2 separate regions of the Homo sapiens genome follow, and region 2 is linked to region 1. A link is a contact called in ENCODE POLR2A ChIA-PET data. All regions are on one chromosome and are shown on one strand. The core of a region is the stretch at or near the end of the contact, and the rest is flanking DNA. Distances in the headings are between cores, read along the strand shown. Region 1 overlaps C1orf21 (chromosome 1 open reading frame 21). Region 2 overlaps C1orf21 (chromosome 1 open reading frame 21).

Region 1 (7,657 bases), core at 1,082-3,581:
TAAACAATTATGATTAGTCACATGCTTAGTTGAAGAGATTAAAAAAAAGGATATGTTTGCCTAAGACATAATAGTAATGTGCCTGTCACATTAGTACATAACAGATATTAGATGACTTTGGAGAGTAATTCAGGTTTGGAACTTCTAGAAACCAAAGAAAAGGCACCGTAAGATCTTTGCAAACCTAGAGATTGAAAACCTTTTACAATAAACCACTAGAATGAATAAGATGATGTGTGTCAACTCCAAATTTCTAGTAATTTCAATGACAGCAAAACCGCACTGGTTCATATGAGCCAGAAGAAAAGGCAAATCAGAATATTTTTAAGAAAATTCAAACTTTTCATTTCAAATATTACAATATCCTCCCCCCACCCCTTTCTTGTAAAACCTAATTAGCTGAAAGAATCATTGTTAGGTACCTTTTCTGCAGGTAGAGAAACACCTCAAGTGGAGTGTGGGGGAGACGATCAGCTTCCTCCCAGCCATTGACCACAAACACTCCAGACCAGCAAGTCTGGAGGCCCCAAGAGCAGGCTCTCCAGAATCCTCCAATGTGACAGGCATGATCCCCAGCTTACCACCTCTAAAAGGTATCTGTCCCTGGCAAAGATGCCCCTATGAAATTAATTCTTCACTTTACATTGAATGATTCTTTGATCATGGATTAATGAGATGGTGACTAATGGCAGCTCTGAAATTGCCTGTTTTAATGAATCAATAGGAATTATTTTTAATTAGTACGCCAGTTATCTGTATGTAAATGATGCTCTCTGATGTGCTTAAGCCTTCTTGAAAGATTTATTTTCTGAATTCTGTTAAGACTCTTGTTTACAATGCTGTTGTGTTCTCTATGAGAAATCCTTTGCTAAGTAGAGGTATATTTCCAGCCTTTGTGGAATAATCCAGTTTTAGCAAGATCATCTTGACAAGGGCATTTACCATATTTAGAATAAATTGCAGGGCAGTGGATTTGCCTAGCCCAACCTAAGCCTGCCAGTGCCACAGCAAGAAGGCATTTTAATGTGTTGCAGAGCTGGTTCTCTCACCCAACCCACTGCCCTCCTCAAAGACACTCTGGTGTACAGCTCCCTCCTCCTCCTAATTTTAAGGCTTCAGGGTGGAGCCAGGGAAGGATACCTGCTGAACTTTGCCAAACCACCTTGAGCAGGGATATAGGTATAATCCTGGGCTGGTATAATCCAACAGATAGACTTTATCTGGATGACAGTGTGCTGTCAGTGATGAGATAAAGCCAAGACCTGGCATTTTAGGATCAGTAGATTTGAATCAAAGGACATACTCAGATCATGTGCCTTAGCCCCAGTACCTCTCAAAGTGTTTTCTCTCCTAAATCTTTTTAAGTTGCTCCCTGAAAAGCAACTTTTGATTCCAAAAGTCTGACTTTGTTGAACAGGTATGTTTCTAGGGTTGTTTGTTTGTTTGTTTGTTTTGAGTCAGAGTCTGGCTCTGTTGCCCAGGCTGGAATGCGATGGTGTGATCTTCGGCTCACTGCAAACTACACCTTCCGGGATCAAGTAATTCTCCTGCCTCAGCCTCCCAAGTAGGCGGGATTACAGGCGCCCACCACCATGCCTGGCTAATTTTTGTATTTTTAGTAGAGACGGGGTTTCACCATATTGGCCAGGCTAGTCTCTTGGCCAGGCTGGTCTCGAACTCCTGACATCATGATCCGCCCACCTTGGCCTCCCAAAGTGGGGTTTTTAAAAACATGTTCCTTTGGGCACTTCCCCCCACCCCCAGTTTTCTTTCTTTCTTTTTTAAAATTATCTAAGATCATTTTTCACCCACCAAAAGGCCTTTTTTAGGTTTTCTTTTTTTAGCCCGTGTACCAGAATAGTAGTTTCATTGTTGCCAACTGCAAAAGGACCTATGTGTTGTGGATGCTGCTGTAAGCTATTTCTAAGAACAAACTAAATGGTTCTAGAAAACTAGTACATGGAGTAACTCACATATTTTCATGGAAAGCAGGAAAACCCCTTTGCCCCAGTGTTCCAGCAGCTGTCAGATCTTCTAATCATAAGCAACAATTTTCCTGGACTTGAGAATGGAAAGAAAAAAATTATATTTGACTTAGTAATTTTCAAAGAGTAAATTATAACAAATGGTGTTAGGTTGTTCACTCCACCTTTTAAACAGCAGTTATATAGCAATATCTCTCCCCGTACCACAGGAATGTTCCCATAAACTTGGATAAACTACATAGGAAGTAGCTCACATTTTCATCTGCACAGTTTATCAGTCAACAAGTGTTCACTGAGTTCCTTTTGCCTGGCACAGCCCTAGCAGCTGCATGAAATATCTGAGCAGCGTGTAAAGACATTGCCTCCTACTTCAAGTCATTCACCCCATACGGGAGAAGCAATGTATGAAGCATCGAGGGAATAATTAAGGCAACATAGTGATATCTTGGTAAATTGTCATTTGTCTACACAGCGCCTTTCAGCACACACGAATGATTCTTCTTCATTTTCTTTTAAGAAGCAAGTATTAAAAGTGCTGCAAACTTGTAACTGCTGGACTTGATCATCTTTATTCATTCAAAAAATTTAAGCATTTACTACTAAAATTATTTTGTGTAGATGTAGGCACTGTTCTACAACAAGTAATTTTGTAGACCACTAATGAAAGTTCAGAGAAGGATATATATTTGCACGTGTGCTTAATTCCTAATTATATAGACTTTGGGGTAGTTCTGCCTATTGTGTGACCTTTTATGTTTACATCACATTTTCTATTTTTGACTGAGCCTACATGACCAAAGTTGTGTCAGTTCAGCATAAGTGGTGCTCTGCTTTCTAACCTTCCTAGTCCTGTGTATTTTCTGCATCATGATTTATTAACAAGTACTTAGGTCATTTAGCTGAATTGTGGAGCAAGAGAGTTAGAGCTAAGATTTCCTGATTGCCAAGGTTTTGGTTCTTTGCTTCCTCTATATTAGAGATTCTGTTAACTACTATGAGATGCACATCTTACCATCATCAATAATGCTCTAGAGACACTGCCTCTTTCTTTAGGTTTAACACCTATGTTGTGTTATCTTTTAATCAAGTTCTTAAATGTGATAGGAGAAAAAACAATGGGTGATAAATGCTTCTGCATGAATAAAAATTAACTGCACATGTAATGAATACAACTTATTTTAAAATGTCTTCTGCAGCAAAACATTGTGTTGGTTAAAAGTTACCAAGCTGAGGTTAAATGGGTTTTAATTAAAAATTACAAGCTCATCCTACCCCAAAGCACTACCACATGCAACTCTAAAAATACCAAATGGATAAAAACCTTAAAATTGTTCAACAGCTCCCCCTAGCATACATAATTTCAGGCCGTCAGACTAGAAAGCAAATTCTAGTTATCATTTTTTACATGTCTAGTTACATGGGCACCTTCTTGACATTATTCCTGAATTGAATGTCTGAAGGTAATTATAAGCAGAGAATAGTGTAATCTAGCAAAATGATTTCTTGTGAAAATATTTTCAAAATGATTTTACTTGAACTCTGGCTATCCTCTATCCATTGTCGCTGCTTTGGTTGGCTGGTTCGAGGAGATTTCTGTTTTCTTTTGGAACAAGCCATCTAGGAAAGAAAATACAAGGTTGGGGGAAGTTCTTAAAGAAGATTGTGGAAATCCACAAGGTGGACAGAGAATATTTAACTGTCTGGTGAATTTTAGGAACACAGTCTCAGGGGTTTGGGCTCTTGAGCAGTTTAACCACTCTGTGACCTAGTTTCCTCCTCTATAAAATCAAGAAATGCTAATAGTACTTATATCGTAAGGCTGTTGTGGTTACTATGCACAAAGTGAATTCTCAGAGGTGATCAACAGTCATTGTTAGCATTATTTCACCGTGGATGCTTGAATGAGGTCAGGATCTACAGCCTGCGCTCTGACATTGGAGATACCTGAATTCAAACCCTCTGAGAGACCTTAGGCAAATTGCTGAAACTTGGTTTCCTCATTTCTAACTAGAAGTAATAATAACAACTACTGCTTACTACTCTAGAGTTAGAATATATATGCAAAATACCTAGACTGGACTAGGTAGAAGAGATAGAACACAGCTGTTGGTCTTACAGAATAATAATAATAATTCTCCTTATTTACTTATTTATTTATTTTGAGACAAAGTCTTGCTCTGATGCCCAGGCTGGAGAGCAATGGCGTGATCTCAGCTCACTGCAACCTGCGCCTCCCAGGTTCAAGTGATCTCCTGCCTCAGCCTCCCAAGTAGTTGGGACTACAGGAATGCACCACCATGCCCGGCTGATTTTTGTATTTTTAGTAGAGACCAGGTTTCACCATGTTGGCCAGGCTGGTCTTGAACTCCTGACCTCAAGTGATCCAGCCTCAGCCTCCCAAAGTGCTGGGATTACAGGTGTGAGCCACCACACCTGGCCTAATAATAATAATTCTCTAAGGCTAAGAGAACAGGAGACAATAATACTATAACATTCTGTAAATTGGAAAGCTGAGAGAGTGAAGAGTTGCATTTCTTAGCAAACCCAAGAAAGCCAGTTATATGTAGAATGAACCAGAGGCTCAGGAATTGCTAGCACTAGGGATCTCTGGAAACCTTAGCTGGGGTCTTTTCTAATTCAGCTATCACAGGACACAGCGAGTCACCTCTGCCATGTTTCACCTGCTGCTTACACGGCACACAGTCCAGAATTAGAAGGTGAGGTTTGAAAATTCACCTGTTTTCGTTCTGCTACCTACAGAAGTTCCACAGTAGAAAGGAAGGAGACCTGGATCAAAGGATAGGCTTTAATTATGCCACTAACAGTATGAACTTCATCAAGTCCTTTACTCTCTCTAGACGTTAGTTACCACTGATGTAAAATGAAGGGCTAGACTAGACTACCCTTAAAAGTGCCATCCTTGCTGTCAAACCTCATGATGTTAGAACAAAAAAGTATTTCAGGACAAGACTCTGAGGTTGACCTGGTTACTTTTCAGAAGTGTGTGCACACACATATGCACACACATAATAAATTTAGAACAGAACAATATTGTATTCTGATATTATTCATGAGGATAATTAATAGTATCTAAGAATTATTGAATATCCACCATGTTCCAGGTACTTGCACTATCTTACTTAATCTCATTTGATATAATAATAGTGTTTTATGAGAGAAATTCTGTTATCTTCAGTCTACAGATTAAGAAACTAAGGCTCTAAGAGTTTAAGTTACTTACAGACTTTAGAAACATTAAGTGGCAGAGTCTAGCTTTTAAAGATCTGGCCACCTTCAGAGCCCTGGTTCTCTAGACCTCACCATGCACCTCTTTTCTGAACACTGGTGCTTCTCCAGAAAGGTCATCACATTCATTCCAGTTCCTATGATTGCTTTCAGTTTGTAGTATGACTTTATTACCTTCAACTGGAAAATTATTTGGGGTGTCCCCCTGTAAAGTGGATTGGCATTGGAATTATAAACAAGCCAAGTACCATATTTCTCTCACGAAGTCAGTTTCCTCTGAATTCTCAAAGTCCACAGGCATGTAAAAGGCCCTGCATGTGTGAAATTACACATTATTAAAGTCCTGCATATTAAACCTTTACAGGATCTGTAGTTTTCCATTGTGACCAAACTTATACAGATCACTGTTGTTCAATAGATTACATGGCCAATTGTCCTTGGGACTGCAGACTATTTATAAATCTACAAGTAAATATTTTAACCAATCTGTGTATGTAAATTTTCTGTTTAATGTTGATTTTTGAGTATAAAAATAAGGAGAGGACATTTAATGGATGGAATGAAAGAGATAATATATTAAAAGGGGAGGGGAAGCTTAGGGGAGGATGGGGGTGAGAACTTCCAACTTTTGTTGTACGTTGTTTAAAATTGTGGATTAGGGTTATGAATGCTTTTGAGGAAGGTCTCAAAAGAAGATCCCCCAGCAAAGTAGGGAAGGGTACTTCCCGATAGGAGTCGAGGTGCCCAGGCCAGCTGCTATACTGGCACTGGGAGGAGCCCCACGTTCTGCCGTACCTGCCCCCAGGTTGGCTGCATGTGCCAGGGAGTAGTAGAAGTGCCCTGCTCAACAGGAAATGACTCTTTCCCCGCCACAGTAAACTGGGCCATCTGCTGCCCTTTTGGTTTGCTGCCTCGATTTTGCAGGTTGGAGACATTAAGGCATGAAGAAACCAAGTGACACGCTTCAATTCAGAGCCTAAAGAAGAGTAGTGACACATGTCGGACAGCTGCCGTGTTCAGCACAGTCCAGAGCGCGCCATATATATGAACTTGTTGTTCTCACCTCAACCCTGAGAGGTGGATTTCAGTGTGTCTTTGGATGGCAAGCATTAAGAGAAGAGTCCTAACACACAGCCTCAGGTGCTTCCTCTCTATGGTGGGTTTCTTCTCCAAACCAAGACTGCTTCCCTGGTGTGCCATAAAACCACCAGGTTGGTCACAGCTCTTTTGGGGCATAGTATGTAAGGGAAATTTCACCCATGTGGTAGCCAAGAAGTGTCAAAAAGGACAAAAAAGTCAGAAGAAACCAAGCCATCTGGGACTACCAGATGATTCCTGGCAGGAAAGGCTGGCTGGTGTTGTGATGCTGCTCTGGAGGCTGAGCTATGAACAGCTCAAGGTGAAATTTTACAAAGACTAGAGTCTCACATCCAAATGCTCGATGGAGTCAATGTGACAACAGCTGCACCCAAATCTGAGGGGCTGTATTGTCTTCTCCATCCTATAATACCATCTCCTGTCATCAGCAGCTACAGAAATAAGTCCACCTTCTCTGTGAATCAGGGTCCAGATGGCAATCCAAAGACTGTGGAATATAACCTGGGAACTTGAAGAGACGGGAACATTGTCTGTGTACAGTCTAACCATCTGAAAAACATCCTTGAGAAAGACAGTCAGGTGGCACAGTACTATGAAGTATTCCTTCCACAGTCTCCAACAGAGCCCTGCCTTCTTCATGAAGGTGGTTACTGGTGTGAGCTCACAGTCCACACCAATAGCCTAAGGCACACAATGGCTGTCATCACATTCCATCCCCAGGAATTAAGTCCAGAGGAGCTCCATGTTCAGAAGGAGACTGTAAAGGAATTTTTCATTAAAGGTCCTGGAGCAGTCTGTGACTTGACTTCACCTGACTTCCAGGAAAGCAGGACCTGTTTCAGCCATCATCAGTCCACCTACCAGCTCTTGTTTGGGGAACCTCATATCTTTAAAGATCTCCTGGGCTTGAAGGTCTGCATCTCTCCAGATGCCTTTTTCCAGATTAACACTGCTGGTGCAGAGATGCTGTATTGGATTGTAGGGAAGCTGAGTGCAGTGAACTCTAACACCATCCTCCTTGACATCTGCTGTGGAACCGGTGTGATCAGCCTCCCTCTGGATCAGCTACATCGCAGGTCCTTGGGATTTCGTTGGTGGGGCAGGCAGTGGAGGATGCTAGGCAGACTGCAGCCTACAATGGCATCACCAGCTTTGAGTTTCATACTGGTCAAGCAGAGATTTTTCCAGGGCTGCTAAAGTCAAAGGAATATGGACAGTTAATTGTTGCTATGTGAACCCAGCCCATGCTGAACTGCATTACAAGGAAGTTCAAGCCATTTGAAACTTCAAGGCCCTCCGCATACTAGCTTTTGTTTCCTGCAAGCCCC
Region 2 (7,657 bases), core at 2,783-5,282, 35 kb after region 1:
GGCCCTAGCAGTCTAATATTACAAGAAAAGAGTAAGTCCTGAAAGATTACATAGAACATGACGCACTCTATAAAGTTAAAAACAACTGAAATAATCTGTCTTTTAAAGGCACACAAAGAGATGCATTAAAACTATATAAAAGCGAAGTGAGGGAGTGATAGTTACATTGGGTTGTGGGAACACACACGCAGATGGGAACTCACATGGAGTCAGCTATGGGTGGTTGTCAAGGTCCTCACTTTTGTTTTTTATTTTGGTTTCACAGGTGTTTATTATACTACTTTAAAAAAATAATTAACAAAATAAATAAAAGTGAGCTATGCATGAACTACTAGTAGGAGTCTGTCACAGAATGAGGGTTAGGATGAATCTACTTCCCTGAGGTCCAGTTGAAAAATGATGATCATGAAGGAAAAACTGTGTTCAGGCCAAGATTTACCAGGAACCCACCTAGTAATTTAATTTCATTTTTGCAGGGGAGGAAGAACTTTACCCCAACCCTCTCAGGATTTCTGGCTGGGCCTGAGAGTTAAGTTGACATGAGACAGATTTAACAGGAGAAAAGATATCAATTTCTACATGTACATGGGAGCCCCTATGAGAAAATGAAGACCCAAGAAGTGACAAAACCCACATATTTGTATACTAGGTTGAACAAACAGAAACAGTTATGGAAAAGCAGCTGAAATATGTGGGGAGACTAAAGGAAGAAAGGAATTATTTTAACAAAGTCTCTTGGTACAGAATTCTCTTGGCCTTGACTCCCTGTCTCTGGTGATAAGAATGTTTCTTTCCTCCTGGTGTGGGGAGGGCATTGTTCACATGGGAGTTTCATCTCCTTCTTTCAGGAAGAAAAGAGGAGGTCAGAAGTCCCCTCCTGCACCTGCTGTTTCCAGTTGTCTTTAGCTCAAAATAGTCCTTATGCTAAAGTAAGCATATTTTAGGATGGCTTATTCTGCCAGGCTTCACAGGTGAGGTATTAGGGAATTAGGACTTTGCCTTCTCATACTTTGGGGCTTAGCTTTTTATCATTTGCAGATTTTATTTTTTTAAGACACCAAAAGCGAAAGCCCCATATCTTTTAGCTCTAAAGCCCATTTTGCCCACCATTCATTAATTTGTTTACTTTGCATTAAGATGCCATTGTATTGTCATCCCTAGTCCCATGAAGCTGAGAAGTCTCAGGAAGAAGAGTGTTTGAGGGTGCAGAGTTAATTCACAAGAGCTTTGCCAGCGCTGACCAAGGGCACAGGGAGTGCTCCAGTGCTGCATTGAGTTTTCCAAGGTTGTTTTAGTTACGAGAGAGAAATAGGAATTACTAAAATTATTGAGCCTTATTGGTTAAGTCAGGTACCAATGTGCAGGCTTTTGTAAGTGAATGCTAGTGAATCTTTTGTAAGTGAATCTTAGAATCAATTATTCATCCTTTATGAACTTAAGTCATAAACAATTCAGTGATCCTTTTCTAATATCTTGAAAAAAGAAAAGCCAGTGAGCTTTTCCTCCTCATCTCCCCCACTCACAATCATCAAATTGTGCATCAGAAAGGATTTTAGAATCAAGTCTTTATGCAGGAACTGTTTTCTACAGTGCAGTTTGTACTCTTGAAGGTAAACACATATTCATGGTGCTGTGTGGATAAGTTTCTTTCACATGGGAAGAGGGGACCCATGTTTATCTAGACAGGAATCAGTTGATATGGGGAAATTTTTATTTCATCAGAATAAAAATTCTGTCCCTGCCCCATTGAAGAGATTTCTCTTCTTCTCCCTGAAACAATCCAATGGAGAACAGCAGAGTAGGCCTCATGCTTTCGGATGACACCATATCTGAGACGATGCACAGGTGACCCGTGTGGGCATTTGCTCCCCCGGCAATGTCTGACACACTTCCAGTGACAATGCAGGTTATCTGGAGGAGCCTGTCTGGTGCATCAAGCTTCCTTCCATTCAGTCTTTCCTAACACAACCCATGCACCGTACTTCAAGATGTCAAGAGAGTGACTCAGTCTGGTGTGTGACTCTTCTTCGTGGGTTATGAAATGTGGCAAAGGCAGGCAGGCATGTTCTAATGTTCTTAGACAAAGAAAAAGCAGGCAGCATTTCTATATTATGGGACAACACAAAACTGAAATCGCTGAGAGTTTTGTGGTTGCTTTCCTACATAAGCATCCCGAGGTCCTTAGCCACCACTTTTGGTCTCAAGCTCCTGATAGGGATCCCGACCCTGTGATAAGTGCATTCTTGATCGCAGAGGTTGCAGATACATTTGCAGAGTTACTTTTGTTTAAAAATGCCCCCTCTTGTCCCTCTCATGTGCATGTGTATGAGTACTGACCAAACGTTGCAGTTTTCATGTTGTGGTATTTAAATAAAGGAGCTAATGGAAGTTAGTGACAATCATAGACAGTAGAAGGGACATCAGTGACCAGCCCTGGTTTTATAGATGAGGACTCAGGCCCTGCACATCACCCCTGCTGACAAACTCTGCTGCTTCAGCAAGGGGTCATGAATCACATGAACTTAAATAGGGGGACTCTGTCAATTAATTAAGAAATATTTTTGGCCCTCCTGCTATATTCAAGGCAATATAATGCTAAAACCTCCAACCAGAGAGTTTCCACAATGAACGTCAAATCCTAAAAATGCCGTTTTTTATGAGGTCCCTGGAATATTTTCTAGGGCAACATTTCTGGGGCAACATATACATACGGTTATCTATCCAGTTACCTATATTAAGAGAAAGAGATCTGGCCAGGCGCAGTGGCTTACGCCTATAATCCAAGCACTTTAGGAGGCCGAGGTGAGTGGATCACCTGAGGTCAGGTGTTCAAGACTAGCCTGGCCAACATGGTGAAACCTCATCTATACTAAAAATACAAAAAATTAGCTGTACGTGGTGGCTCACGCCTGCAGTCCCAACTACTCGGGAGGCTGAGGCAGGAGAATTGCTTGAACCCAGGAGGCAGAAGTTGCAGTGAGCTGGGATCGCACCACTGTACTCCAGCCTGGGCGAAAGTGCGAGACGACTCTGTCTCAAAAAAAAAAAAAAAGAAAGAAAGAAAAGAAAAGAAAGAAGTGTTTATGAGAGAGATCCTCTATTATAAGAATATGAAATTTAGAAAGATTTGCATCCAACGTGGCTCAAATAAAAAATGTTTTGGTGCTTGAGACGGTGAAAACATAAGGAACCTGGGAAAACTCAGCTATGCAAACTGGCTTTTCTGCCCAGGATCCTACAGAGAGGAGACAGTTTAATGTACTCTCATCATCCCAGATTCTGTTCTGCCTTTCAAACCTGCAATAAGAGAGGGCGTGTTTCCCAAACAAAACGTTTACCTTATTTGAATGATCAGATAAAGGGCAGTAAAATTACGTGATATATGTGAAAGTGCTTTGTAAACCATGACAATTGATTAATGGAATCAGATATGTACATTGTTTTCCTTTGATAACCGAGTTAATGTCATTGCTCACAGATTTTAATGTTGCTTTTATACAGAGGGGACCCCCTCTGAGCCTCAGGCCCCACTGTCTGTCACAGGAGGCCTGGAGGGTTTCAGGTCACTTGTGCCCCTCCTTGTGGCCCCTAAAGGATAAGGCATGATGGTAAAGGGTACATTTCACCACACTTGGATATGAAGGGAAGAAGCCATTCCAGAGCCCACCCCCAGCCCCCTCCTTCAGACAGGACAACCAGTAGGCACTGATAGTAACTAAAGGAAACTCTGTGTGATAACGTGTCTTATCCAGCATCCTTCACCTCCTTGAAACACCCACAGCTATCTGCTAGGTAGAAGCAACCGTCATTAAGACCATGGCCCATTAAGACTAAGTCCTATACTGCCCCATGCTCTTCCCATATGTAATTCATCCCTGCTGTCCTTACCATCTTATTTTGTCCCCACCAGCCTTGTCAGCCGTCTCACTAAGAAGGCTGTTAAAAGTCACAGGACAGGAAACACAGAGCAAGTGCTGCTCAGACATGCGTCCTCCCACGTTCCAGTGGAATTGTGTTTTCAGAGGTGTATCTGCTGCCACCAGTGCAGAAAGTGCTCAGTAGTAATATCAGGTCATCTGTATGTCCTCAGCTTGTTTGCCACCGGCCCACACCCATAGTCAGCTGGAGATCATGCTGATACTGATAACCTTTGTAAAATATATATTTCAATACAATAACTAGGATACATTTTCTTTTTTATTTTTTTCAATACACTGTTGAAATATGCCTTATGCTGCTTGCTCATGCTTTTTTTTTAAATCACAAATGTGTATCTGAAGAAACAATTTGGCATTCAGCTCCTAGTAACATTACTATAAATAGCATCTGTACATTGAAAGGAAATTGTCTTCCTTTAAGTCATAGGCACTGATAGACAATTATGAAACACATTTGCAGGATTACTGTACTGTTTATCCTTAATGTAACTTCAGAGTATTTCAGTGGAAAAGTCTGCAATAAATAAATGTCTTCCCCAAAGTTTGGGGACTCTGCATTTTTCCTTTGAGGGGACCAGGTTTAGCAAAGCACTAAAATATGCACTTAACTACCCTTTGTTTTTCAGCATGCACATCTCTGAAAGCCAACAAGAATTCTTCAGAATGCTGGATGAAAAAATTGAAAAGGTAAGAAGTGAAATAAATAACCTACATGTTTCAAGGGAAGTATAGTAATGGCTTCATATGTGAGGGCAATAACATTCTTGTTTCTATGTCATAAAGCTATTTTTGTGAAGGTTTGGGTGGAGAGTTAAATAAAAGTCACCGCCCTTCCAAAATAAAGTGCATGTGAGAATGTTTAAGGTATAATAGACACTCCCAGGACCCAGGACTGTCCTTGCCTATTAAAGTATGTGAAGTCAGTTGGAAAGCAATAAGCAGTCTTTTTTTCTAGACCGAGCATTCTGACCACTGCATGTCATTTTGCACCCAGTACCCTGCACTAACCTCCGACTGCAAGGGGGCCCATAGTACCTGCTGAAACCTATCGAGGGCCTATGCATGGCACTGATCTGAGTTCTTTGCAAGCATGTTATACCTAATTCAATTTATACTTAGGAAAATGGCATTGAGACAGATATTATCTACATTTTACAGAAGGAAACAGGCTCAGAATGCTTGAGTAATTTACCCAGATTTGCAAGGCTAATAGTGGACAAGTTGGAATTCCAGCCCAGGTCTGTCTGACTCCAAAGCAGTGTCTCCAAGTTGCTTCTCTGGTAGTGTGTGGGGATTTATACTGACAGTAAGATACAAAGTCGATCTGTCATAATTAAGAGTTTACATACTTACAGAATTTAAATTCATCTCTTCAAAGGGGTGAATCTTAAATGGTAAAGATACAAATCCGAGTATTATAATTTTTTTATTCTAAAGAAGAGTGAACTTCTAAGTTCAGAACATATCACACTATGGTTAAGGTGTGACAGGCTGATTTTTACCTTTGAAATCTTTCTGTTTTAATTTGTATTTGTTTTTTACTTTGTGTTGTCCTTTTATTTTAGTATTTATTTATGAATTTCTAAGCTATGATGTATATCACTCAACAGAAGATAATGAAGAAGGTCTTAAATTCATTAGTATTATTTAGCAGCAGATCCCACTTTGACATGGACCCTCTGAGAGAATAATTGTATCATCTTCTAAGCCACCATTAAAAGACCAGCAAAGGTCACCAATGCGAAAAATAGAGATGGATAATGAATTAAAATGAGAGTTAAATCTATAATGTTCCCTGGATGTAAATAAATAAATACTTGTTAAAGTATAATAATTTTTTTTTATTTTCAGTGGAATTGTGGCTTATGAATGACTTTTTAAGTTGGAAACTTCATCCAGGAACAGTTGCCAAGTTTCACATATTGGTTCAAAAGCTGTTCAATTTGTCAGTAACCTTTTTTAGTAAAGAGAAGCATAAAAAGAAATACAGGTTAAGTATCCCTAAATCGAAATCCAAAATGCTCCAAAATCTGTAACTTTTTGAGTGCAGACATGATGCTCGAGCATTTTCAATTTCTGGACTAGGGTTGTTCAACCAGTAAGTATATATAACACAGATATTCCAAAATTCGGAAACGTTTGAACTTCAAAACACTTCTGGCCGCAGGCATTTCAGATAAGGAATACTCAACCTGTATTTTCTTCCCACTGAAACGATGAAGATCTTTTCTTCCTTTCTTTATTTGGACTTCCCCCCACTAGCTTTTTGGCAAGAAAAAGATTTGCGTAGTAGTTAGGGGTAGATGGTAAAACTTGAAACCTGAATTTTAAGTTATCTTTTTAAACAACACTTACAAACACTTAAAATGATATAATCTATATCCAATGTGGGTTTTTTTTTTCTTTTTTTTGAGACGAGGTCTCACTTGTCACCCAGGCTGGAGTGCAGTGGTGCAATCTCAGCTCACTCTGGCCTCTGCCTCCCAGGTTCAAGTGATTCTCCTGCCTCAGCCTCCTGAGTAGCTGGGATCACAGGTGTGTGTCACCACGCCCAGCTAATTTTTGTATTTTTAGTAGAAACAGGGTTTCACTGTGTCAGCCAGGCTGGTCTCGAACTCCTGACATCAGGTGATCGACGCACCTCAGCCTCCCAAAGTGCTGGGATTATGGGCGTTGAGCCACCGTGCCTGGCCCAGTGTGTTTTGGTAATTGAAATTCTAACTCTTTTTACTCAGAATTGAAGTTCATTGCTCCCACCTGAAATCTGAGATCCCCTTTTGCTTTTGCATCCAGAATGTAGAGTACAACAAAATAAAGAGTAATCCAGAATGTAGAGTAAAACAAAAATAAAGTTTATAACTTGATCATTCGTTGGATGGAAGCTTCCCTGGACAAAAGAGCATTGGTAGATTCAACATAAACACTGTTTCCACTATTGAATACATTTACATTGGAAGAAGAGCTCCTATATCAGCCATGACAGGTACCCAGCTGTAGATTCTTACAGGCAATTTTCTCTCCTCTCTGAGCCATGCTTTCCTGCCTCTCCTCTCTTAAAGCTCATCCTTCCAAATATTTTGAATATGCTATCTTATGTGTCGTTTAAACATTAAGCCTCCAAAAATTAAAATGCTCCTCCTTAATATATGTGTTTGCTTAATGTAGTCTGCCATCGTTTATATAACCAAAATTGAAAGCTGGATTCTTCCAAATTTCTTCCAAATTGTTTTCCTGGTCATTTACCATTGCTAAATATTTATTTGGTCCAGGCTAGCATGAGGACAACCATAAATGCAAGTCAAATCTATTTAGATTTTACAGAGTTGGTTAAAAACAAAAAGAAGATTAAACTCACCTAGAGCTTCATGTTGAGAGATTTGAGTCATGCTGAGAGACCTTGAGTTTTAAGATTTCATCTCTCCCAGAAGTGACTAGTAATTCTTTTTTTCTCCCTTAAATTAATAAGAAGCAAAACTGACTAAACCTATGGAGATGTAAATGTGCCCTTCCTTGATGCAGCCTTTGCATTTATTGGATGTCTTTAGGGCATGGCTTGAATTTACCTTCTAACCTAATTTGTTATTGGATACCAAAAAACAAATTTCTGCTCTATCTCCCTCAAAATAGATGTAAAAGCACCATTAGTATACAGAAACCAGGACTGAAAGGTGGTTTCATATCTATAGTAAAACTTAATTTGCACATTTTGGACTACTCTA

What was found. ChIA-PET counts read pairs that join two places held with the same protein, here RNA polymerase II (POLR2A).
Region 2: POLR2A ChIA-PET joins it to region 1 with 18 read pairs in activated T-cell. The contact joins two enhancer-like sites. POLR2A ChIA-PET finds 5 or more read pairs at or near these places in 3 of 52 experiments (AG04450, GM12878 and activated T-cell).

Annotation. Positions count from the first base shown.
Region 1 is chr1:184,560,181-184,567,837 of GRCh38, forward strand. All of the region lies in intron 3 of C1orf21 (chromosome 1 open reading frame 21), which reads left to right. It also overlaps the pseudogene LOC100129573. Among named protein-coding and RNA genes, the nearest start is that of C1orf21, 180 kb to the left of the region's middle. Within about 2 kb of position 2,332, at least 3 of the 41 ENCODE cell types and tissues checked have a DNase peak (open chromatin) inside an H3K27ac peak, as active enhancers do.
Region 2 is chr1:184,593,837-184,601,493 of GRCh38, forward strand. C1orf21 (chromosome 1 open reading frame 21) reads left to right here. Exons shown (of 6, transcript NM_030806.4): 5 at 4,565-4,625. Among named protein-coding and RNA genes, the nearest start is that of EDEM3, 160 kb to the right of the region's middle. Within about 2 kb of position 4,033, at least 2 of the 41 ENCODE cell types and tissues checked have a DNase peak (open chromatin) inside an H3K27ac peak, as active enhancers do.